Regions from separate parts of the Homo sapiens genome. Here all the other regions are linked to region 2. The links are chromatin loops, found by intact Hi-C in ENCODE. Cell type or tissue: endothelial cell of umbilical vein. All regions are shown on one strand.

What was found. Hi-C counts contacts between places; a loop is a spot of excess contacts. Peaks named below come from ENCODE experiments on the same cell type or tissue, not always from the same donor. Only the 100,000 strongest peaks of a DNase experiment are listed, where the experiment ranks them.
Region 1: a loop joins it to region 2, with 19 times the contacts of the local background. A loop is called at or near these places in 3 of 110 quality-filtered maps.
Region 3: it touches region 2 in a loop (15-fold over the local background); 72 of 110 quality-filtered maps call a loop at or near these places.

The regions. Positions count from the first base shown.
Region 1 is chr5:108,474,557-108,482,556 of GRCh38, reverse strand. All of the region lies in intron 2 of LOC105379114 (a long non-coding RNA gene), which reads right to left. Among named protein-coding and RNA genes, the nearest start is that of FBXL17, 96 kb to the right of the region's middle. In endothelial cell of umbilical vein, no CTCF peak of the experiment used is centred here; no DNase peak of the experiment used is centred here.
Region 2 is chr5:108,257,335-108,265,334 of GRCh38, reverse strand. All of the region lies in intron 4 of FBXL17 (F-box and leucine rich repeat protein 17), which reads left to right. Among named protein-coding and RNA genes, the nearest start is that of FBXL17, 120 kb to the left of the region's middle. In endothelial cell of umbilical vein, a CTCF peak has its summit at 4,584 (motif pointing left); DNase peaks (open chromatin) are centred at 4,584 and 5,814; H3K4me3 peaks cover 185 bases; H3K27ac peaks cover 311 bases.
Region 3 is chr5:108,341,444-108,349,443 of GRCh38, reverse strand. FBXL17 (F-box and leucine rich repeat protein 17) reads left to right here. Exons shown (of 9, transcript NM_001163315.3): 4 at 914-1,045. Among named protein-coding and RNA genes, the nearest start is that of FBXL17, 37 kb to the left of the region's middle. In endothelial cell of umbilical vein, a CTCF peak has its summit at 3,660 (motif pointing right); a DNase peak (open chromatin) is centred at 3,713.

The DNA.
Region 1 (8,000 bases), 220 kb before region 2:
AAACTATGCAAAAATCAGAGAGACAATAGAGACGTGCAAAGGTCCCAGGTGGGACATGCTCATTGTGTTAAAAAAACATCAAGACCATGGTGGCTAGAACCAAGTAAGCAGAGAAGAGGGAGTATGGTAGAAGATGAGGTCAGGGAAGTGGAGAGGGCCAGATCCTATAGGGCCTTGCAGATCGTTTTATGGAGGTTGGGTTTACTTTAGTGGTGATGAGAAGGCATAGGCTGGGAATAGGAGAGTGACATGATATGCACTTTGGAGAAGAGGCTCTACAGAGGCAAGAAGTAGGACATTTCAGCAATTTAGGCAAGGGCCAATGTTATTACAATTTATTTATTTATTTATTTTTTTGAGATGGAGTCTTGCTCTGCTGCCCAGGCTGGAGTGCAGTGGTGTGATCTCAGCTCACTGCAACCTCTGCCTCGTGGGTTCAAGTGATTCTCCTGCCTCAGCCTCCCAGGTAGCTGGGACTACAGGTGCGTGCCACCACACCTGGCTACTTTTTGTATTTTCAGTAGAGAAGAGGTTTCACCATGTTGGTCAGGATGGTCTCAAACTCCTGACCTTGTGATCCGCCCACCTTAGCCCCCAAAGTGCTGGGATTATAGGCGTGAGCCACTGCGCCCGGCCATGTTATTGCAATTTTGTAACATTGACTCTTTACTACCTAATTTTCAGGATGAAAAACAAAAATTGTTTTTGTGCAAATGGTATGTCAGGAAGACAAAAATCAGCTGTTTAATTTTTGTGGGGTGGTACAAAGGCAGCTGGAATAAAATGCCTGTTTTTATATTGACTGTAGGGAAAGTGCTTACCTCAACTGCCAATTTACGGAGGATCTCTGTGGATGGTAAATCAGAGAAGAGTGTGAAAGGTAAGAATATCTTGAAACACATCTACCACCTTGTCTCCCGTCCCCTCCGCCTGTTGACAGCCTGACTCAGGTGCCGTTATGAATTAAAAAGCAGGAGATGAACTGCAAGCACTGAACATCTTCCAAAGTAAAATGCTGCCATCTGGAGGCTTCTAGAGTACAAAAATGAGGAAAAAAAAAATCTACCCCCACAAACACTCTGTTTCTGTTTGATGTTTCTATACGCAAAGGATTTTGTTTGGAAAAAAATTTAAAAGGTCATTAATTCGAAAGAAACAAGAATGAAATTGCCCAGTCTCACTCCCTTGCTTTGCCTGGCCCAATCTATTAAGTGGAACCTGTTTATGTTGGTTTTGAAACCTATTTAGTAGGCTGTAAATTTACTGTAGGTTGAAAGTTTGTATTCATTTCTTTTCCCTCTATAGCAAATAAGACTAGGCCTGGTCCCTCTGCAAATGGTCTATCTTCTCCATTTCTTCCATGATTACTGATCTATTCAGGTTTTCTATTTATTCCATTTTGATAATTTATATTTTTCTAGGAAAGCATCCATTTCTTCCAGATTTTTTAATATATTGTCATAGAGTTGCAAATAATATACTTCTATAAAATTTTTATTCTCTTATCTACCCACAGTTCCATATAATTTTTATCTTTAATATTATATCCTTTTACTTTCCTCTTTTATTGTAGGATTATGAGCAGGAGAATGACATATTTGGACTATGTCCCAGAGAGACAACACTGATGATAATGAATATAATCGGCTGAAAGAGAACACCAGAACACTGTTTAGAAGGCAACTATAACATCTCAAATTAGTGACGACTGACATCTGAACCATGGAGAAGATTTTCTAAAATAAAACTAGTAGGAATTTGTGACTACTGATGTGTTTATAAGACAAATATAAAAGGTTAGCATGATGCTACAGTTTCTTACCTAGGACGATTGGATAATCATAACCAAAGGGGAGAGAAAAATAATTTTTTGAGGGGACATTTGACTTTGAGGTGTTAGAAGGATAATCATATGTAAATGTCCCATCAGTCTGGAGTTAGAAATACAAGTCAAAGCTAGAAGTGGCAGATAAAGTTGTGAGATCGGTTGGAAAAAAAATGTAGAGCAAAAAAAAAATTTGTATTAAGATGTCAATAACTGAAATGTTTTTGTAAAGTCTTAGATTTTGGGGCAGCTGAACAAAATCTGGGTGCATATTACAGAAGCCAAAGGAGAAGAAAATTTTAAGAAGGAGAAGGTTTAGGAAAATCATAGCACAAAACAAGTAATACATTAAAATGATGATGATTTATGCAACAGAAAGAATAATTTTTATATGAAACAAAGTAACATAAATTGGAAAAATATTTCCAATACATCTGACAGTCATAGAACTAATTTCCTCAATATATGAGCATTTAAAAGTCAATAAAACCCTAAAGGAAAATTTGATAAACTTCATTTTATCAAAAATTAAAACTTTTGCTCTGTGAAAGCCCTGTTAAGAAGATGAAAGAACAGTGTTCAGACTAGAGAAAACAGTTGCAAACCACATACCCAACAAGGAATTTTATCTAGAATATAAAGAACTCTCAAATCACAAAAGCAAAATAAACAAATGATCCAATTAGAAAATGGGCAAAAGATATGAAGAGACATTTTACCAAGAATGAAATAGGAATAACAAATAAGCACATGAAAACAAGTTCAACAACATTAGCTATTAGGAAAATGCAAATTAAAACCACAATGATAGATCATTACACATCTATCAGAATGGCTAAAATAAAAAAAGGTGATAATACCAAATACTGGGTAAGATGAGGAGAAACTTTATCACTCATACACTACTGGTAGAATGTAAAATGGTACAACCACTCTGGAAAATAACTTAGCAGTTTCTCTTAAAAGTAAACATGCATTTGCCATATGACCCAGCTGTCACACTCTTTGGCATTCATCTGACATGAAAATTTATGTTCACACAAAAACCTGTTCATGAATGTTCACAGCAGTTTTATTTGCAGCTGCCGAGATTGAAAACAACCCAATATCCTTCAATGGGTGAATAGTTAAACTCTGATACATTCATACAATGGAATACCACTCAGCAATAAAAAGAATAAACTTGTATAATAAACAACCTGGATAGATCTCCAGGCTATTTTGCTTAGTGAAAATGCCAACCTCAAATGGTTAAATACTGTAAGGTTAAATTTATATACCATTCTCCAAATGATACAACTATAGAGATAGAGAAAAGATCAGTGGATGCTAGCTGACAGGGATGGGATGGATACTAATATAAAGTAGCATGAGTCTCCAATGTCCATTATCCCACTCTTTATGCCTTTGCATACCCATAGCTTAGCTCCCACTTATAAGAAATACTGTATTTAGTTTTCTATCCCCGAGTTACTTCACTTAGAATAATGGCCTCTAGCTCCATCCAAACTGTTGCAAAGGACATTATTTCATTCTTTTTTATGGTTAAGTAGTATTCCATGGTTTATATATACCACATTTTCTTTATCCACTCATCAGTTGATGGGCACTTAGGCTGGTTCCATATTATTACAACTATGAATTGTGCTGTGACAAACAGACACAGGCATGTGTCTTTTTAATATAGCAACTTCTTTCTCTGTGGGTAGATACCCAACAGTGGGATTGATGGATTAAATGGTAGATCTACTTTTAGTTCTTTGAAAAATCTCCACACTGTTTACCATAGAGATTGTACTAATTTACATTTCCATCAGCAGTGTATAAGTATTCCCTTTTCACCACATCCATACCAATATCTGTTGTTTTTTGATTTTTTAATAATGGTCATTCTGGCTGGGGTAAGGAGGCATCTCATTGTGGCTTTAATTTGCATTTCCTTGGTGATATGTGATGTTGAGTATTTTCCTTCACATGTTTATTGGCCATTTGGATGTCTTCTTTTGAGAAATGTCTATTCATGTCATTTACTCACATTTTGATGAATTATTTGTGTTTTTCCTTGCTGATTTGTTTGAGTTCCTTATAGATTCTGGATGTTAGTCCTTTGTTGAAAGCATACTTTGCAAATATTTTGTCCCATTCTGTGGGGTGTGTGTTTACTCTGATGATTATTTCTTTTGTTGTGCAGAAGGTTTTTTCATTTAATTAGGTCCCATTTATTGATTTTTATTTTTATTGCATTTGCTTTTGGGATATTAGTTATAATTTCTTTGCCTAGGCCAATATCCAGAAGAGTTTTTCCTAGGTTTTCTTCTAGAATTTTTATGGTTTCAGGTCTTAAGATTTAAATCTTAATCCATTTTGAATTAATTTTTGGTATGGTGAGAGACAGCAATCCAGTTTCATTCTTCTACATGTCGCTATCCAGTTTTCCCAGCACCATTTACTGAATAGGGTGTCCTTTCCCCAACTTATGTTTCTGTATGCTTTGTCAAAGATCAATTGGTTTTAAGTATTTGGCTTTCTTTCTAGGTTCTCTATTCTGTTCTGATCTATGTAACTATTTTTATTTTTATTTATTTACTTATTTATATTTATTTTTTTGAGACGGAGTCTCGCTCTGTCACCAGGCTGGAGTGCTGTGGCGTGATCTTGGCTCACTGCAACCTCTGACTCCCTGGTTCAAGGGATTCTCCTGCCTCAGCTTCCTGAGTAGCTGGTATTACAGAGCTGGGATTATTGGCACATGCCACCATGCCCAGCTAATTTTTGTATTTTAGTAGAGATGGAGTTTCACTATGTTAGTCAGGATGGTCTCGATCTCCTGACCTCATGATCCGCCCACCTCGGCCTCCCAAAGTGCTGGGATTACAGGTGTGAGCCACTGCACCCGGCCCTATGTAACTACTTTTATACCAGTATCATGCTGTTTTGGTTACTATAGCCTTATAGTATGAAGTCAGGTAATGTGATGCCTCCAGATTTGTCCTTTTTGCTTAAGATGACTTTGGATATTCAGGCTCTTTTGTGTTTCTATATGAATTTTAGGATTTTTTTCTAATTGTTTGAAAAATGATGTTGGTATTTTGATACGAATTGCATTGAATCTGTAGATTGCTTTGGGCAGTATGATCATTTTCATGAAATTGATTCTTTCAATCCATGAGCACACGATGTATTTCCATTTGTTTGTATCATCTATGATTTCTTTCAGTAGCGTTTTGTACTTCTCCTTGTAGAGATCTTTCATCTCCTTGTTTAATTATGTTCCTAGGTATTTTGTTTTTTTATTGCTGTTGTAAAAGGGATTGAGTTCTTTATTTGATTCTCAGCTTGGTTGTTGGTGGTGTATAGCAGTACTGCTAATTTGTGTGCATTGATTTTGTAACTTAAGACTTTAATGAATTCATTTATCAAATATAGCAGCCTTTTGGAGGAGACTTTAGGGTTTTCTAGGTATACGATCATAACATTGGCAAACAGAGATGGTTTGACTTCTCGTTTTCCAATTTGGATGCCCTTTATTTCTTTCTCTTGCCTAACTGCTCTGGCTAGGACTTCCAGATTATGTTGAATACAAGTGGTGAAAGTGGGCATCATTGTGTTGTTCCAGTTCTTAGAGGGGATGCTTTTAGCTTTTCCCTATTCAGTATGATGTTGGCTGTGAGTTTGTCATAGATGGCTTTCATTATTTTGAGGTATATTCCTTCTATACCTAGTTTGTTGAGGGTTTTTATCATAAAGTAATGCTGAATTTCACTGAATGTTTTTCTCCATCTGTTGAGATGATCATGTGGGTTTTGTTTTTAATTCTGTTTATGCGATGAATTACATTTATTGACTTGCATATGTTGAACCATCCCTGCATCCCTGGGGCGAAACCCACTTGATCATGGTGAATTACTATTATTATTATTGTTGTTAGTTGTTGAGAAAGGGTCTTGCTCTGTCACCTAGGCTGGAGTACAGTGGCACAATCATGGATCACTGCAGCCTTGACCTCTTGGGCTCAAGCAATCTTCCCACCTCAGCCTCCTGAGTAACTGGGACTGTAGGTGAGCACCACCACATGCATCTAATTTTTATATTTTTTTTTGTAGAGATGGGGTTTCACCATGTTGCTCAGGCTAGTTTTGAACTCCTGAGCTCAAGCAATCCTCCTGCCTTGGCCTTCCAAAGTGCTGGGGTTACAGGTGTGAGCCACTGCACCTGACTTGAATTATCTTTTTGATGTGCTGTTTGATTTGGCTTGCTAGTATTTTGTTGAGGATTTTTGCATCTATGTTCATCAGGAACATCGGTCTGTAGTTTTCCTTTTCTTTGTTATGTACTTTCCTGGCTTTGGTATCTGGGTGATACTGGTTTGATAGAATGTGTTAGGGAGGATTCCCTCTTTCTCAACCTTTTGGAATAGTTTCAGTAGGATTAGTACCAATTCTTCTTTGGTAGAATTCACTGTGAATCCATTTGCACTGGGCTTGTTTTGTTGCTGGAAATTGTTTTATTACCGATTCAATCTCACTGTTTGCTATTGGTCTGTTCAGGATTTCTATTTCTTCCTGATTCAAGCTAGGAGGGTTGTATGTTTCCAGGAATTTATCCATTTCCTCTAGATTTTTTAGTTTGTGTGCATAGAAGTATTTATAGCAGCCTCAAATCTTCTGTATTTCTTTTGATCTTTTGTACTTCTGTGGTGTCATTGTAATGTCTCCATTTTCATTTCTAACGGCTTGTTTAAATCTTCTCTCTTCTTGATTAATCTAGCTAATGGTCTATTGATTTTTTTTATCTTTTCAAAGAACCAACTTTTTGTTTCATTGATCTTTTATATTGTTTTTATGTTTAATTGCATTTAGTTTTTCTCTGTTCTTTGTTATTTGTTTCTACTAGCTTTGGGTTTGGTTTGTTCTTATTTCTCTAGTTCCTTGAGGTGTGTGTTAGGTGGTCAATTTGTGACTTTGCAGACTTTTTGATCTAGGCATTTAGCACTATAAATTTTCCTCTTACATTGCTTTTGCTGTTTCCCAGAGGTTTTGATAACTTATGGCACTATTATTCATTTCAAAGAATTTTTAAATTTTCATCTTGATCTCATTGTTAACCCCAAAATCATTCCGGAGCAGATTAATTTCCATGTATTTGTATTGTTTTGACTATTCCTTTTGGAGTTGGTTTCTAGTTTTATTCCACTGTGTTCTGAGAATATACTTGATATAATTTGGATTTTTAAAAATTTATTGACTTTATTTTGAGACCTATGATATGTCTATCTTGCAGACTGTTTCATGTACTAATGAGAACGTATATTTTGCAGTTCTTGGGTAGAATGTTCTGTAAATATCATTAGGTCCATTTGTTCTAGAGTGCAGTTTAAGTGCAATGTTTCTTTATTGACTTTCTGCCTTGATGATCTCTGTTTAGTGCTGTCAGTGGAGTGTTGAAGTCCCCCACTATTATTGTGTTGCTGTCTATCTCTTTTCTTAGGTCTAGTAGTAATTGTTTTATGAATCTGGGAATGCCAGAGTTAAATGCATACATATTTAGGACTGTAATATCTTCTTGTTGGATTTATACTTTTATCATTACATAGTGACTTTGTCTTTTTTTACTGTTGTTGCTTTAAACTCTGTTTTATCTGGTATAAGAATAGTATATGCCTTCTCACTTTTGGTTTCCATTTGCATAGACTATCTTTTTTTTTAACTCCTTTACCTTGAGTCGATAAGAATCCTTATATGTTAGATGAGTCTCTTGAAGATGGCAGATATTTGGTTTGTGACTTTTTAATCTGTTCTGCCAATTTGTATCTTTTGAGTGGAGCATTTAGACCATATATATTCAATGTTTAATATTGAGATGTGAGGTACTGTTCCAGTCATCATGTTGTTACCTAGACACTCTGTTTTTTCATTATTATTGTTTTACAGGCCCTGTGAGTCTTTATGCTTTCAAGAGGTTCTATTATGGTGCATATCCAGCTTTTGTTTCAAGATTTAGAACTCCTTTCAGCATTTTTTTGTAGGGATAATCTGGTAGTGACAAATTCCCTCAGAATTTTTCTTGTCTGAAAAAGACTTTATTTCTTCTTCATTTATGAAACATAGTTTTTCTGGATACAAAATTCTTGGCTGACAGTTACTCCATTTAAGGAGGCTAAAGATAGGACCCCAGT
Region 2 (8,000 bases):
TTTAAGAATTGTATTAATATCTTTAAATGTCAAATTGAATTTTTTTTTCCTGAAGATTAGTGCAGAAGATCAGTGCAGATAGTTCTATCCGATTAGGTAGAATGACTGATAAAGTATTTCAGAAAATGAAGTAACAGCTGCCTCAGGTTAGTCATATAATCAAAGCAACTAAAAGGACAATGAAATAATCAGTGTCTATGAAAACAAGAGAAAACTTTTAAATGTAGATAAATCATTGATTAAAGCAAAACTTATAAATTATTCTGTTGCTTCTTTTAAAGATTTTTGTATTCTTGACAATATTAATTCATATAATCTTTTAATATAGAGGATGGATCACAGATAAAAGAAATAGGGCTTTTGACCTATGACAATGCCAATAAAAATTTAAAAACTATCAACTGTCACTATAATGATATAATTTAAAAAACATGATTTTTTTCATGTTTACTGATACTAGATAGCATTAGGAAATATAAACTAAGGAAGTCGAAAGTAATTGACCGGTTTATTCTTTCACTGAAATTAGAAGAGTTATAATTGGCACTTTCATACTAAGATTTATTCAACTGAAGTTATTGTCATGGGCCAATAAAGCTGGCAAGGCTTAAGAGAGCTGATCTCATCTTTGCACTCTGATCTTTTTCAACAACTGGAGATGTATTTAGAAAGGTTTCTAGATGAAAATTCTGAATACTTCCTAATTCATTTATTTCAAGGTCAGAAAATTTTAATTTATTTTTAATTGAAATCTATTTTCATTTTAAGCCTACTTATACCTGTACATTTAAAAAATTGAAATAGTATAAAAGAGCTAGTATAGAGACAGGAACCATCCTGTTATCCTACTTTATATAATGATTTATAAAGTTGACTATTTTTACCTACTCTCTCTTTTTTGGCCAGTTTAAATAATTTAGTTCCTTTGTTGGTTCTCTTTATCTTTTGACCACTTGGGACAGAGCACCTAACTCTTTCAGTGTTTTGGGTGCTCTTAACTTATAGATGCTACACTGGTACAACAGTACCTGTTGTCTTTCTGAATCAGTTAGGACCAAATGATTTCATTCAAAAGAGACGTTTAAAGTAGAGATTTTTTTTTTTTTTTTTTTTTTTTTTTGAGAAAGAGTCTCACTCTGTCGCCCAGGCTGGAGTGCTGTGGCGTGATCTAAGCTCACTGCCACCTCCACCTCCTGGGTTCCAGCAGTTCTCCTCCCCCAGCTTCCTGAGTAGCTAGGACTACAGTTGTGTGTCATGATGCCCAGATAATTTTTGTATTTTTAGTAGAGATGGGGTTTCACCAGCATTGGCCAGGTTGGTCTCGAACTCCTGACCTCGTGATCTACCCGCCTCGGCCTCCCAAAGTGCTGGGATTACAGGCGTGAGCCACTGCACCCGGCATAAAGTAGAGATTCTTTAAAAGAAGCAAATACTTCACATTAAGAATGAAATTTGCTGATCATATTGGGTAGTTTGTTCTAATAAGGATAATTTTCTCTTTCTCCCATATCATGGGTTTTTGGAGTGAAGTTTCCTGGACACTTTGAAATGCAGCAATTCTATGGGAACTTTTTCAGGATAATGTGAAAATACATAGATGTGTTTTTTATGTATTAAATAATATTGACTAATTATAATTTTGAAATAATGAACATTAATGCTTTTTTAAGATGTCTGCAACAAATATAATGTGATGTGGAAACACCTTTGATTTTTATTGCTGACAACTGTGGTTTCTTGACTGTATTTATAATAGAAATGCTGAATAGAGATTAGTGAAAGTAAAAATGTAATAAAGTTTAGGGAAAGTAAATAGAAGTATTTCATTGAATGTAAACATGTAATTATTTTTCCATCCAAATTTATGGACCCATTAGGGTTTATAGACTCCAGGATAAGAACTCTTTTATTTGGCAACTTCACTGAATTCCCTTGTACTGCAGTTTTAAACATTTTATTGTTTTTTTCCTAGGTGGATATTTATATCATCTAAAAATAATGATAGTTTTTTTCTTTCTATCCAGTCGTTACAAATTTTATTTTATTTTCAATTTAATTTTGTCCAAGACCTCTACAACTGTGTTTGAGTCGTGTTGATAGTAGTCTCTTTTGTTCCTGATTTTAAAGGAGATGCAGACCCTCCATTAAGTGTAGTGTTCATGCAGGTATTCTTTGCTAAGATTACTTGGGGCCTGAAATCAGATGGGGAGTTGGTGTAGCAAGATTCTCAATTAATTGGTTATATATGGTTCACGAGTTTTGGGTAGTGAGTAATGAGAACTGAGATGGTGAGGAAAATTAAAAACTGAAAATTTATTTGAATTAATTTTGTCACTGAGTTCCACTAGCAGGTTTTCAGCTAAGTTCAGATTGAACAGTATCCTTGTATAACCTTTACCAACTTAAGGAAGTTCCCTTCACTGTATAATTTAACACTTTTAAAAATTATAAATAGGTAGTAATGGTTATCACATGCTTTCCCTCTATTAATTGAGCTAGTCATAGATACTGCTGAACTAAGTTTACATTCCAGAACACTTCATGACAATTGTATTTTAATAAAGTATTGGATTTATTTAGCTCTTTTTTTTGATGGTGGTTTTTGTTGTTGTTGCTTGTTTTTTCCCATCTAATTCCTAAGTGAAGTGGGCCCATATTTTCTTCTCGTATATTGTCTCATTTTGGAATCAAGATTCCAGTAGCCTCCTATAATGAGCTGTATAGTTTTACACTCTTCCTATTTGCTATAACAGCTTGCATTAGGAAGTCATTAATGTTTCTTAAATCCCACTTGTAAAAAATCACGTAGACCATTGGCTTTTTGAGAGGGATGCTTTGAGTACCTTCCAAATTATTTCATAATTTTTGGCATATTCAAGGTCTCTATTTCTTTTGACAATTTTGATGTATATATTTTCTGGGACTTTCTTCCATTTTATGTAGATTTCCAAATTATTAGCCTATACTTACAACACTTTAAAAATATATATTTATCTTTGGGAGGCCAAGGTGGGTGGATCATGAGGTCAGGAGATCGAGACCATCCTGGCTAACATGGTGAAACCCCGCCTCTACTAAAAATACAAAAAAATTAGCTGGGCGTGGTGGTGGGCACCTGTAGTCCTAGCTATTTGGGAGGCCGAGGCAGGAGAATGGCGTGAACCCGGGAGGCGGAGCTTGCAGTGAGCCAAGACCGTGCCACTGCACTCCAGCCTGGGCGACAGAGCGAGACTCTGTCTCAAAAAAAATAAATAAATAAATAAATAAATAAATAAATAAAATATGTATCACTTTGTATTCTCCCTTTTCATTCTGTATTTTGCTGCTTTGTCCCATCCCCCCCATCTCCCCATCTCATCCCTAAGTTTGGTGAATCTTGAGAAAGGTTTATAAATATTTATTAATATGTTTGGTCTTCAGGAAAGTAACGTTTTAAAAATCTTCCCTATTACATTTTTGTTTGGAATTTTGTTGATTTATTCACTTTATTATTTCTGTGCTGCTTGTTCTTCTTAATATTGTTTAGCATTTTAGTTCTCAGTTGTGGGTGCTCTTTGTTTTTTTCTTTTTTTTAAGCTTGTGTTTAGTTTATGTTAGTTTTTAAGACAATAACAGGTAAAATGTTGGGTAACCCTTCTATCCTGTATATTTGCATCATCTTCCTGATTTTGTTTTTTATTTGAATACTTTCTCTAGAATGTGTTTAGTTTGGGTCTTTATGGGCAAACCTTCTGTGGCCTTGTATGCCTAAAGCATTTCTATTGTGTACTCATCTTTGTGTGACAGTGTGGCTTGATGTAAAATTCTAGAGTCAAAATTGTTTTCTTCAATACTTAAAAAATATATTATATTCTTTTACTCATTTTCCAAAGTTTATCTTCTTTCTTTCTGGAAGATTTAGAAATTTTATCTTTTTGTTCTAAAATTTAACCATACCCATAATATGCCATGGTATGGGTTTATTTGTCCTATTAATTTTTCCATTCTGAGATCTTTGATCTTTCTTTTTTAGTTCTGTAACATTTATTTTAATTATCCTTTCAAGCTTTTTTTGGTCTGTCAACCTCCCTCTTCTCACCATTTTTTTCTGAGCCTCCTGTTATCTGGATGTTCACATAACTGCTTCTGTTCCTTGCCTTTTCTTTCATGTTGTTTTATATTATTATTTTCTATTGTCTTTTAGGAAGGACCACAGTTTGATTTTCTAAATCAACAATTTATCCTATAACTGTATTTATCCTACTGTTTATCTCTATTGTATTTTAATATTTTTTTTTACTAATACTTAACATTATTTTTAATGATTTCTTATTCATACTTCACATTGCTATCTTTCCTTAGTGCCTTAGCTATATCATGTTTATTTTGAATTATTGGCATGTATTTCAATAATTCTGCTTCAGCACATACAACCTCTACACAAGACAATCAGGGGATCGCAGATTTTTCAGTTATGTAAAATGCGAGACTGTGTGATACCGATATTGGTGAAATGACTATAGCAAACTTGTGCAAAAGTCCTGGGAGTTGGGCACAGAGCGGAATCTTTCTTGGTCCTGGCTGTAGTTTGGTGCCATCTAGTGGCCATTGCCTCCTCTGCTCCTCTGGCTTAAAGTTCCACAGGCACAATACAGTTTCCTTTTGTGAGCTCCAAGACAGTGGCAGCAATTCCAAGAATCTCTTGATTAGTTGTCTCTCATTTTGTGGGCCTGATTGGAATGATCGGTCTGGGAGAAATGTAGGGGTATAGGAACCCGTTCTCTTCTTCCCTCCTTGTAATACGATGTTGCCTGGCATGGTTTTGCCGTTTCCTCCCTTTCCTATGCCTACTGAAAGGGGAAGCCCATTATGTTACATGTTTAGATAGTTGTATTTCTTTAATAGGTAGATGTTTTTATTAGTTGATTTTTAGATCAATTCTTATTTCCTGGATATAGCTACCCTGTGTGGTAATGTGAATTGGGAAGGGCGGATGACCAGCCTCTGGTCATTGTTATTTGGCAGAGAACTATAGGAACCACCCAATCTCCCAATCACTCTGATCACCCCTTGCCTCTTCACTACCTATGGTTTTCACCTTCACTTCACAAGAGTCCTTAAGCTGCCCCATATTACTAATTGTTAATGCTGACATTAACAACTAGTCCTCTCCTGTCCAATGCCCATGCCGTGGTGAAGATGTATGCTTTACCTATCTTTATAAGAGAGGCAAGAGTAGCATGGAAAAGTTTTCCAACAACCGGTTTCCTCCCAAATTAGGCTGCAGCATCCTGACTTCAACGTACATAGGTTTTTTTTTTGTTTTTTTTTTTTAAGTTTCTTATAACTATTTCTCTCACTAAGCTAGTTTCTCCAGTATTGATTTTTGTAGAGGAAGCCAGTAGTGGACAGAGTTTACCATCCTGATAGGAACAATAAAATATATTACCTTATAGATAACTGCACATTTCAACTTAGCCTAGGTTTTAAAAACCGTTAGTGCCAAGTAGGTAAATTTAAAAATAATAATCTATTGCTTGCTTTCACGTATTTAAATTTTTATTTTGACAGCTATTGAAAAAAATTCCTTTTAGATACCCTCTCTATCCTTATGTGATTCTTTTGCCTTGGGACTTCCTTTTGCTTTTCGTTTTGCTTTATGTGTCTTACATCTCATATTGTCACATCTTTGACACTGAGAAAATGTCTTGGACTTCTTTAGAAGTTCTCGAATTTTTTTCAAGCAACATTTTTACAAAGCCCTTTCACAAAGCCCCATTAGTCATATTCATTTCTAACTGAGGCTGTGTGGGTGAAACTAAAAGGCTAAGAGAGGTTAAGTGTGTTAGACCTGATAGTACAGCCAGCAGCTGGCAGGTCAGGAATGTAAACAACTTTACTTCCAGGGCTCTCTGTCTGCCTCACTACAGCTACATTGAGGATACATTATGTTTTTAAAACATTGGAATCCTCTGAATGCTTTGAAATCAATTCTCAATTTCAGTTTTCATAATAAAATGAGCTTCATAGTTTTAGCTTTTTAGAACTTTTAAGTCAAAGATTTCCACAAAACCATCATATCCCATATCGATAGACATTTTTTATGGATTGTGGTATATATATTTTTAACCAACATAGTTTCTTTGTACCTGATTTCCTCTTATATCAGATCTCTTCAATTCCTGATTCTCATAGCTTGAAAAACAGTATTGTTTGTGCTGTCTTTTCTTCAATTCTAATTGTGCTTTGAAAATAGCTGATAGTCGCCGAAGACTTATTGTTCAAGGGAGAAAAAACCTGCCACTTTTAACGCACAGACACTTGTTATTTAAATGGAAATTGTATAATTGCTTTCACTATGATCTATAGACTGCCTTGGAAATATGAGGGCCCTGGATAAAGCATATTACAGCTTTTATTATGTCTAGCTTTATCTATTATGTTTATTATGTTTAGTTTTTCTATTGGTTTCTCAGATCTAATTTGGAATTTCTTTTAAATTCTCTGTGTGTTATCACTTCAGCAATATATCCTGGGTATACTCTTCTGTTGACTAGCTTTCCACCAGCTAGATTGTAAGATCCTAGAGTGTTTTAGCAAAAAAAAAAAAAAAAAAAATGTTAAAGGCCATTTATCCTGACTTCCTTAATTAAACTGAGGAAATGGAAAGGTTAAATGACTTGGCCAGTGGGCATCTACCTAATAAGAGACTGAGCCTCCTTAGAGCCCAGGTTTTTTGACCCAACTCTGGTCTTCATATGCAACTTAATCTCCTTAATGAATAACAAACAGAAATTTTGTATTTTTTTCTTTGAACCTATTCTACTTCTAGGAATCTCACATTATTTTTCTTTTCAACAACTGAGTGCTTCTTTCGTACCTGTTTTTTTACCCCAACATATGAAAGGGTAGAAAGAAGAAGAAAACTAACTTTGTTCCTTTTAAGTTCATGTTTCATATTCGTCTGCTAAGGCTGCCATAATGAAATACCATAGACTGGGTGGCCTAAACAACAGAAATTTATTTTCTCAGAACTCTGGAGGATAAAAAGTCCAAGATCAAGGTCTGGCAGGGTTTGATTTCTGGTGAGGGCACTCTTCTGGCTTTCAGATGACTGCTTTCTTGCTATGTCATCACATAGCAGAGAGAGCTTCTAAAGCCACGGCCCTGTTGAATCATGGCCCCACCATTATGACCTTACTTAATCTTAATTACATTCCAAAGACCCTATCTCCAGATACAGTCTGGAGTTAGGGAGTTAGGGCTTTAATGTAAGAATTTTGGAGCGGCACAATTCAGTTTATAGTATGCTCTATGTATCATAACCTTGTGATGTAATTTGCATCCCCACAGTTGCTGGCACGCCTGCCTCAGCATCCTTAATGTGATCAGTCTTTGAGATCAAGGTATGACTGGTCTGGGGAGATGCAGGTTGATGCAAACATAATTTTTCTGCTACCTTTAACAAAGCATACACAACGTCATAGGATTACTCTTAGTTCCTCGGTCCAGGTACCAACAGGTCTTTCTTTCAAAAAAATTATAATACAATATGTATGTGAACAATTTAAGATCATTTTGCCCATTTAAATCCTTATGGAAGACATTATCAGGTCGTGACTGAGTCCACCTGGGCACATATTTTGGCATGAGAATTCCTGGTTTCTTGGTTCTGCCACTTTAGTATCTGTGAACCTGGAAAGGATTTAGTCACTGCCTCTGTTTCTCATCTGTAAAGTGGACAAGATTACATCACAGCTGCTGACAATGAGGATTACATGAGATAGCACCTGATAAATAGAAATTATTCAGTTAATAATAATGATAATTATTATCTTCCTTTGCTACTCTTCCTGAACTTTGGAGCTCAAATGACTCTCGCTCATTTGTTCTCAGTATTTACCCTAAAGATCCTCCCTTTGTCATTTACGGCCTTGGTAAGATTTAATCAATTCTGTGTTTCATCATGGTGGATGTATGCTTATGGAATATTTTATCCAAGTCCTTTGTTATCATTAAAT
Region 3 (8,000 bases), 84 kb before region 2:
GAAGTTTTTTTTTCTTACAAAAGCAATGTTTATTAAAAAAATTAGAGAAGATTCATAGGCAGAAGGGAATAAAAACTCACTCATGCGCTAATCAGAATTAACCACTGTGAACACCTTGGTATGTATTTCAGTCCCTTTTCTGTGCACAAATACACATGTATGTATTTAAATATGCATAATTTCTTTATAAAATTGGATTATACTATAAAAACTTACATACATTTTTGTCAAATGTTTCTTCCAATTGTAGTGGTTGTATAATATTCAGTTTTATGAATACACCATAATTTATTCCTTTAAGCATTATATTTTTTTCCTCACTATTAAGACTCAAGAGAGGCTGGGTGCAGTGGCTCACACCTGTAATCCCAGGACTTTGGGAGGCTGAGGTGGGAGGATTGCTCGAGGCCAGGAGTTTGAGACTAGTCTGGGTAACATAGCGAGACCCTAGCTCTACAACAAAATTTAAAAAGTAGCCAGGTGTGGTGGCACACACCTGTACTCCCAGCTACTCAGGAGGCTGAGGTAAGAGGATCTCTTTAGCCCAGGAGGTTGAGGCTGCAGTGAGCCATGATTGAGCCACTGCACTCTAGCCTGGGCGACACAGTGAGACCCTGTCTTTAAAAATATATATACTGGAGTAATAGATATGTAATTTTGAACTGTTAAGGAATATACATACCTTGGAGGGCTTGTAATGTGAGTTGGTTGAAACGGGGGTAAATTAGAAGGTTAAAAATGTTTATACAGTACTGTTTTAAGTTATGGATTGCTTACATTCTATCTTATTTTACAAGTAACATAAATATTTAACTCTGACGTGGTTATTTTCAAAAAATTATATGAAAATCTCACTTGAAATATGTTGCCTTTGTTATTTTTTGAGCATTCAGCTAAATCTGTTTGTTTACAGCTGGGCTCAAAATGCAGAGAACTCAAAGATATTCATTTCGGCCAGTGTTACAAGATCTCAGATGAAGGCATGATCGTCATAGCTAAGGGCTGTCTGAAATTACAAAGGATATACATGCAGGAAAACAAATTAGTAAGTACTTGTTATCATCCTTGTATTGTTCATTTTGTTCCTAACCTTCGAATTCTTTCAAGTTTATTTATAATTTTTTCTGCTTATTTTCTTGTGATGGTTCAAATACTACTTAATCAAAAGCAAAAATCCTTTTAAAGTGATGATTTTATAAATTGATCTTTTAACTGAATAGATGGTGTTTGTGTGTGGTACTTGCATGTTAAAAATCCCTCATTAGCATGTGCCAATGCATCTTTTCTAAATGTGGACAGTGAACTAATACTGGTAAATTGGAAAAATCAAATTTGTTTGCCAAACATAAGTCTGTGGTTGTGTAGTTCTTTCTGATATCTCTAGGGATTATAATAATTCTAGACAGTTAGAATTTTTTTTATTGTCCAGAAAAATGTACTCTTGTAAAATAGAGTCTTTTACTTAGTATCATAAAAAATGGGATTCAATAAGTTAGAGCATATAATAGGGCAATTACATAGATTTTATATTTTAAGCACATACATGGGTAATGCAGACACATTTAATATATTGTGCTTAAAAATCTTACAATTTTTTTTGAGAGATAATTCACATAAAATACATTTCACCCTTTTAAAGTGTACAACTCATCGGTTTTTAGTATATTTACCATGTTGTGCAGTCATTACCAATGTCTAATTTTTGAATATTTTCATTACCCCTAAAAAAATCCTGTGCCCATTAGCTATCCCTCCCCATTTTACCCTTCTTCTAGTCCCTGGCAACTGCTAATCTACTTTCTATCTCTATGGGTTTTCCTAGTCTAGATATTTTGTATAAATGGAATCACGTGATACGTGGTCTTGTTTCTGGTGTCTCAGCATGATGTTTTCAAGGCTCATTCGTGTTTATCATGTATCAGAGCTTTATTATGTTTTATGGCTGAATAATATTCCAAAGCATTTATGTTTTTATATGATAGGTACATCATATCAGTTAAAAGAAAAAGTTGTCACTAGGATGCACCAGTAGGAGTTCTTAAAATTGAAAAATAGCGTACATACAGTCATGGGCCATATAACAATGTTTGGGTTAACAGTGGATAGCATATACAGTAGTGGTCCTGTAAGATTATTATACTGTATTTTTGCCTTTTCTATGTTTAGATACAGAAATACCATTGTATTACAGTTGCCTGCAGTATTCATTACAGTGACATGCTGTTCAGCTTTGCAGCTTAGGGGCAATAAAAGCTATACCATATGGCCCAGGGCTTTCTGTATGCTCTAGGTTTGTGTAAGTACATTCTGTGATGTTCACACAATGACAAAATTACCTAATGACACATTTCTCATAACATTTTCCTGTCATTAAGCAATGCATGTCTGTATTTGAAAATGTTGTCAGGGTAGTCCTGAATGTGTAGTATACTACAAAGAAGACTTGCTTTTTTAGTTGTATTTCAAAAATGAAGAGATCTTTTTATTGCCCCTTGGAGTTCATAACATTTAATAATTTTTATGTAATAGTCATTCTTGAGACAGTAGGATTTTGTAAAGAGAAGTTAGGTCTGTGTTAGACTGAATTTTTGAATATTGGTATCCACTCACTTGCATAGTGACCCTGGGAAAGTTACTTGAGTTCTTTACACCTCATTTGTAAATGAAGTTATTGATATCTGTCTATTTGCTAGTTATAGTTTTGACGATTAAATGACACTGTATCTTTAAGTTGTCTAGTACGAAGTCTGACTTACAGGAGATATGTAAAACATAGTAGTTTTTATGGCATCACAACTGTATTTGTTACCTAACTTTTGGTTTTCACTTTACATCCAAGGTAAATTAAAGGATGGTGATCTCAATTTAGAAGTTTTCTGTTTCTCAAGCAGTAGGATATTTGTTGACTTTTATTTTTCTTGTTGAGTAAACATAAAGAAATAGTTTTATTGGCAATCAAACAATTTTTAGCCAATGGTTTCCCAAAGAAAGCAACTGTTTATGTTTTTAAGGTTTTTGTTATGTTCACATTAGTTTTTTTCTAGTATTTTGGTACATTAAAAATATGTTATATACGTAAATGCTAAGGGCATCAGTTTTGTATTTTTTTTTATTTAACATTTTCATTTCATTGGAAATTTGAGGTAATTTTGCTAAGTCTTAAAGGCTAATTCACTACAGTTCTTCCCATTTAAGTTTATTACAAAAGGAAATTTAGAATAATTTGAACTCTTTATTGGATAATTGAGATATTGATAACTAACCTCCTATAGGAAGTTTGTATTTTTAAAATTTATGAAATAAAGAGAAATATTTAAATACTTGCGAAGCCATAGCTTTAAGTAATTAGGATGTTTTTACTTTGACACCTATTCTTAGTAATGTAACAACAAATATTTTAAGTTAGCAACTAATACAGGTACGTACAGAGAACACTGTCAGAAAGAATGCCAAAAGAATTTCAACTATGCTTTGACAAATACTGATAATCAGTCAAATTATTTTGCTAATTCTCTTAATAAACTGAATATTCTCAAAAAGAGTATTATAGCTTAATTGCAGAGTCTAAAAATAATCATAGCATAGTTTTCATATAAACTTTGCTGACTTAAAATATCAAGCTATTTTGGTAGTATTTGAGTATACATACATCTTTTCATATTATATCTTGGCCTTTAGATGGCAGCATTGTCTTTGTATATTTCTGTGACATAGCTTTTATGTCCTTGATGTAACTATAAGGATGTAATGCCTCTATAAGTTTCTGCTGATGGTTTCTGCTGATGTTGTGGTTTATTTTACATTTTTGTTCTTTATGTGACCTTAATGGGAAAATTTCTTCTTAAGTTATTTAAAATAATTGTATCTAGAATGCCACAGGATGAACTTACCATTTTACACAAAGTAGTAAGATAGTAGAACATTTTTATTTGTGGCACTAGTTTAAGTAAGATAAACTTTAGAAAAGGGGAAGGATTCCTGTGTTTATGAGGGAGAAGTTTTATTCATGTGGAAAGTGAGGACAATGATTTGCCATAAATGAGTTATGGTGAAGCAGAGAACTGAGGACTTAGATGTACAATTTTTTTTTCTTTTTTTTTTCTTTTTGAGATGGAGTTTTGCTCTGTAACCCAGGCTGGAGTGCAATGGCACAATCTCAGCTCACTGCAACTTCCTCTTCCCAGGTTCAAGCAATTCTCCTGCCTCAGCCTCCTGAGTAGCTAGGATTACAGGTGCAAGCCACCATGCCCAGCTAATTTTTTTTTGTATTTTTAGTAGAGATGGCGTTTCACCATGTTGGTCAGGCTGGTCTCGAACTCCTGACCTCATGATCCGCCCACCTCGGCCTCCCAAAGTGCTGGGATTACAGGTGTGAGCCACCGTGCCCGGCCTTAGATGTAGAATTTTCCCAAAAGAGAATTCTTTGAGTTCTGTTTCAGTTATTTTTGAGTGAGACAGGTGTCATGTACCTACATAGGTATAGTTTGCATTTGCTGTAAAACTCTTGTGTCGACTATACACATAGATTTGAGGAGTATAGCTGTAGTGAGGGTCTAGCATATTGTATGTGTCTGTTTCTTCTAGTGATAGGTTTTATATCACTTTTGTATAGTGCATGCCACAAAGCTATTTTTAAGTCATATTTAGTTTGAGCATATAGTCATTATCTAGAAACCTCAGTTAAGTATATTTCCTGTGCTTCTTTAATTTCCCTGTACCAGATTCTGCTTCTCTACTTTTTGGACAGAGAACCTCTTTGGGTGGCTTTTTATTCCATTGTAAAACGATGAGGTCGGATAGATTACCTGCCATTTGTTATATAGGCCAGTGTTTTAAACTACTGGAATTTTATGAGTTATTCTAAAAATAGCTTCTGTGCTATGCCCTATGTCAGAGTATTTTTGATGTAGATCTGTATGCGTTATGTGTGTGTTTGGCCTATTTTTTACATTTTCTACTCTGAATAATTAGGCTGTAAACTATTATAGATTACTCAATTCTCAAGAAAATAGTAATACTATGAATAGATTTCAGAAAGTTATAGGGAAATGATTATAGGGAAATGGAAAGTTGATTTCCTGAAAGTTAATTGTGACTGTTTACTTTTCAGTCTCTTAGTTGATATTTTACTAGTTTTATAATTCTGTGACTTCTCTTAGAGTCCTTTGACTGCTGCTGTAACAATCTTGTTTTAAATTTCATCCTTTGGAGGCTTACATGAATGATGTAGGATCAAATTCACCTCTCCAGGCTTTCCCCCCCGACCCCCTAGGCTGAAAGCATTTTAAGGGGAGATGGAGGCAAACGCCATTTTTGAGTTGCACTGAACTCAGTTAAAACCTTGATCCTGCTGTTTCTTACTCATGTGACTTGCTTTAGTTATCTTAATTTTTGCACTTTGTTTTCCTTCCTTGCAGAAAGGATACAATACTACTTCATACATGTTCTATTGAGGATCAGACTAAATGAGATTAAGAGGTAAAGCGCCAAATGAGTTTCATTGCCACAAAACACAAGAAAGCTTCAATAAAGGTTTTTTTCCTCTCCTATCAGGAGAGGATAGTGAAGCCTATTATTTGCTTTCTGCAGTTTACTAATTTGAATTGGGCTGTATCAATGTCTAATATCACCTAGTCTGTTTTTACCTGTTAGCCACTGACAGTTTAATTTTTTTTTCTCTTTGCTGTGATTTGAGGCTGTTGTAGCAGTTAGGTGAAAAAATTGGTAGCCATGTTGATAATCAACTAGAGTAGTATATAAGATAAACATTTGTGTCACAGTTTAAATAGCAGTAGTTAATTCAGCATTATGTGAAAGCTTCCATTTCCTGACTCTTACTGTTCACCATAGAGTTAATAAATTAATGGGTTTATATATGAGTTAATATATTAAGGAGATTGGTTGTCCGCACCCTTAGTTCCCCTCCTATAATCTTGATGTCTTATTTCTCAAATACTCCTTGTGAAGTGAGTTTAATTGTAATACCAGACATAAATAATTTACATTTTTGAGGGATTTTGTACAAAGGGTTAAGTACTCACTTGAGCCTCCCAAATCATCCAGAGTATATACTCGCCTTCAGTGTTCTTTCCCCTCTTAATGGATGGGGCATTTACTTAAACCCAGAATGGTAGTTTCCAGTGAACAGTAATATTTGAATGTGGCATTCTAAAGAGGTGATCTAAAGATATTGAACATCATCTTATTGTTGTCTTTGTCCACTTGGGTTGCTGTACCAAAATACTATAAACTGGATAACTTACAAACAACAGACATGTGTTTGTCACAGATCTGGAGGCTGACAAGTCCAAGATTAAGGCACTGGCAGGTTTGGTGTTTGGTGAGGGCTTGCTTTCTAGTTTATAGACACCTTCTCCCTGTATCCTCACATGGTAGAAAGGCAAACAAGCTCCCTGTGTTCTATTTTATAAAGGTACTAATCCCATATATTAGGGCTCTGCCCTCATGATTTAATCACTCCCCAAAGATCCCACTTCCTAATACTATCATCTTGGAGGTTAGGATTTCAACATATGGGTTTTGGGGGTACACAAACCTTTAGACCATAGCAACTACATCTCAGGATTTTGCTATCATTTGCTGGTAATAGAAAATGTTTGATACAAGTTATCTTTTATTGAGTATTTTTAATATACCAGGTACTATGCTGTTTTATATAATTAATCCTCATAACTACCACATGAGGTAGCTATTTTTATCCAATTTTACCAGTGAGGTAATTGAGGCATAAAGAAGTTAACAACAGGTGGGTGTCAAAGTCAAAATTCTAACCCAGATCTGTTAAGATTCCCAAACTTCTCTTCTCTAGCCCTTTGGATTGCATGGATACATTACCTGTAATGCTAATCCACACACGTTTGAACCAAGTAGCAACTTCCAAAAGACATTATCTCCCTTGAAAACACTTATGGACCAGTGCTGTGAGACATCAAAGGAAGAAGTTAATTATTAGCATGAGTAGAAAATCATTTTTTAGGATGATAATTGATTTCAGGAGAAGCTGCAAGTACCAGCAGAAGTGTATTTAAAAATTTTTCTAGGAAAATTCCTGAAATTATCAAAGAGGAAAGCTAGTATTTAGTGTTAATCTTAATCCTATTTGAATATGAATATAATTAATAATAGAATTGCAGTATTTTATACAAAATTTCTCTGTATTACAGACATAGTGTTTTACATTTTTGTGATATTTTGATTCAGAAGCTAGTACCATTTGATTTTTGTCCAGAAGATTTAATGGCAATTTTAATGAATTCATGAACTGATAACTCTGTACTCTGTTCCTTAACACTTGTTTCAGATGTTCATTCAGTTCCATTAACATTTGAACAGTTACTATGTGCCAGGCACTGTGAGAGGTGTCGAAGAATTAAACAAGAGTTATACTGCCAAAGAGAGAAGATCCTGGTCTCATGATAGTGCTATAGAAACACCAATTGCAAAAATAGTTATTCTTATGTGAGGGATAAGAAAGGAATCTGAAAATCCTATAAATAGTAAGTGACATTTGAACTAAGTTTTGAATTACATGTAGTGATGTGATGAATATGCAAGCAGACATATTTTAGGGTAAGGTAATTGCACTAATGGAAAAGAGCGTTAACAAAGATAAAACATCAGAAAAATATGGGGAATGCTTAATAAGTGGTGAGTGTTACAGTGCCACTAGGTTGATAGGCTAGGTAGTAGGGAAGTATTCATATTTGGTCTGGAAAAGAAAGAAAGGACCAGGTTGTTAAATTTTTTTCAGTGTCATGCTGTGAAATTTGAAAGTCTCTAGGTAATAAGAACTATAGCATGAGATTTTAGCAAGTGTGAAATGTGATCAGATTTTAATTCTTGTTTTATTTATCTATTTTGAGAAATTAAGAAAAATATAGAATACAAAAAGGAGTAATAACAGCTGTATGCCTGTCACCCATAAATTGACAGTTGTTAACATTTTATTAAATTTGCTGCTGCTGCTTGAATTAATAAAG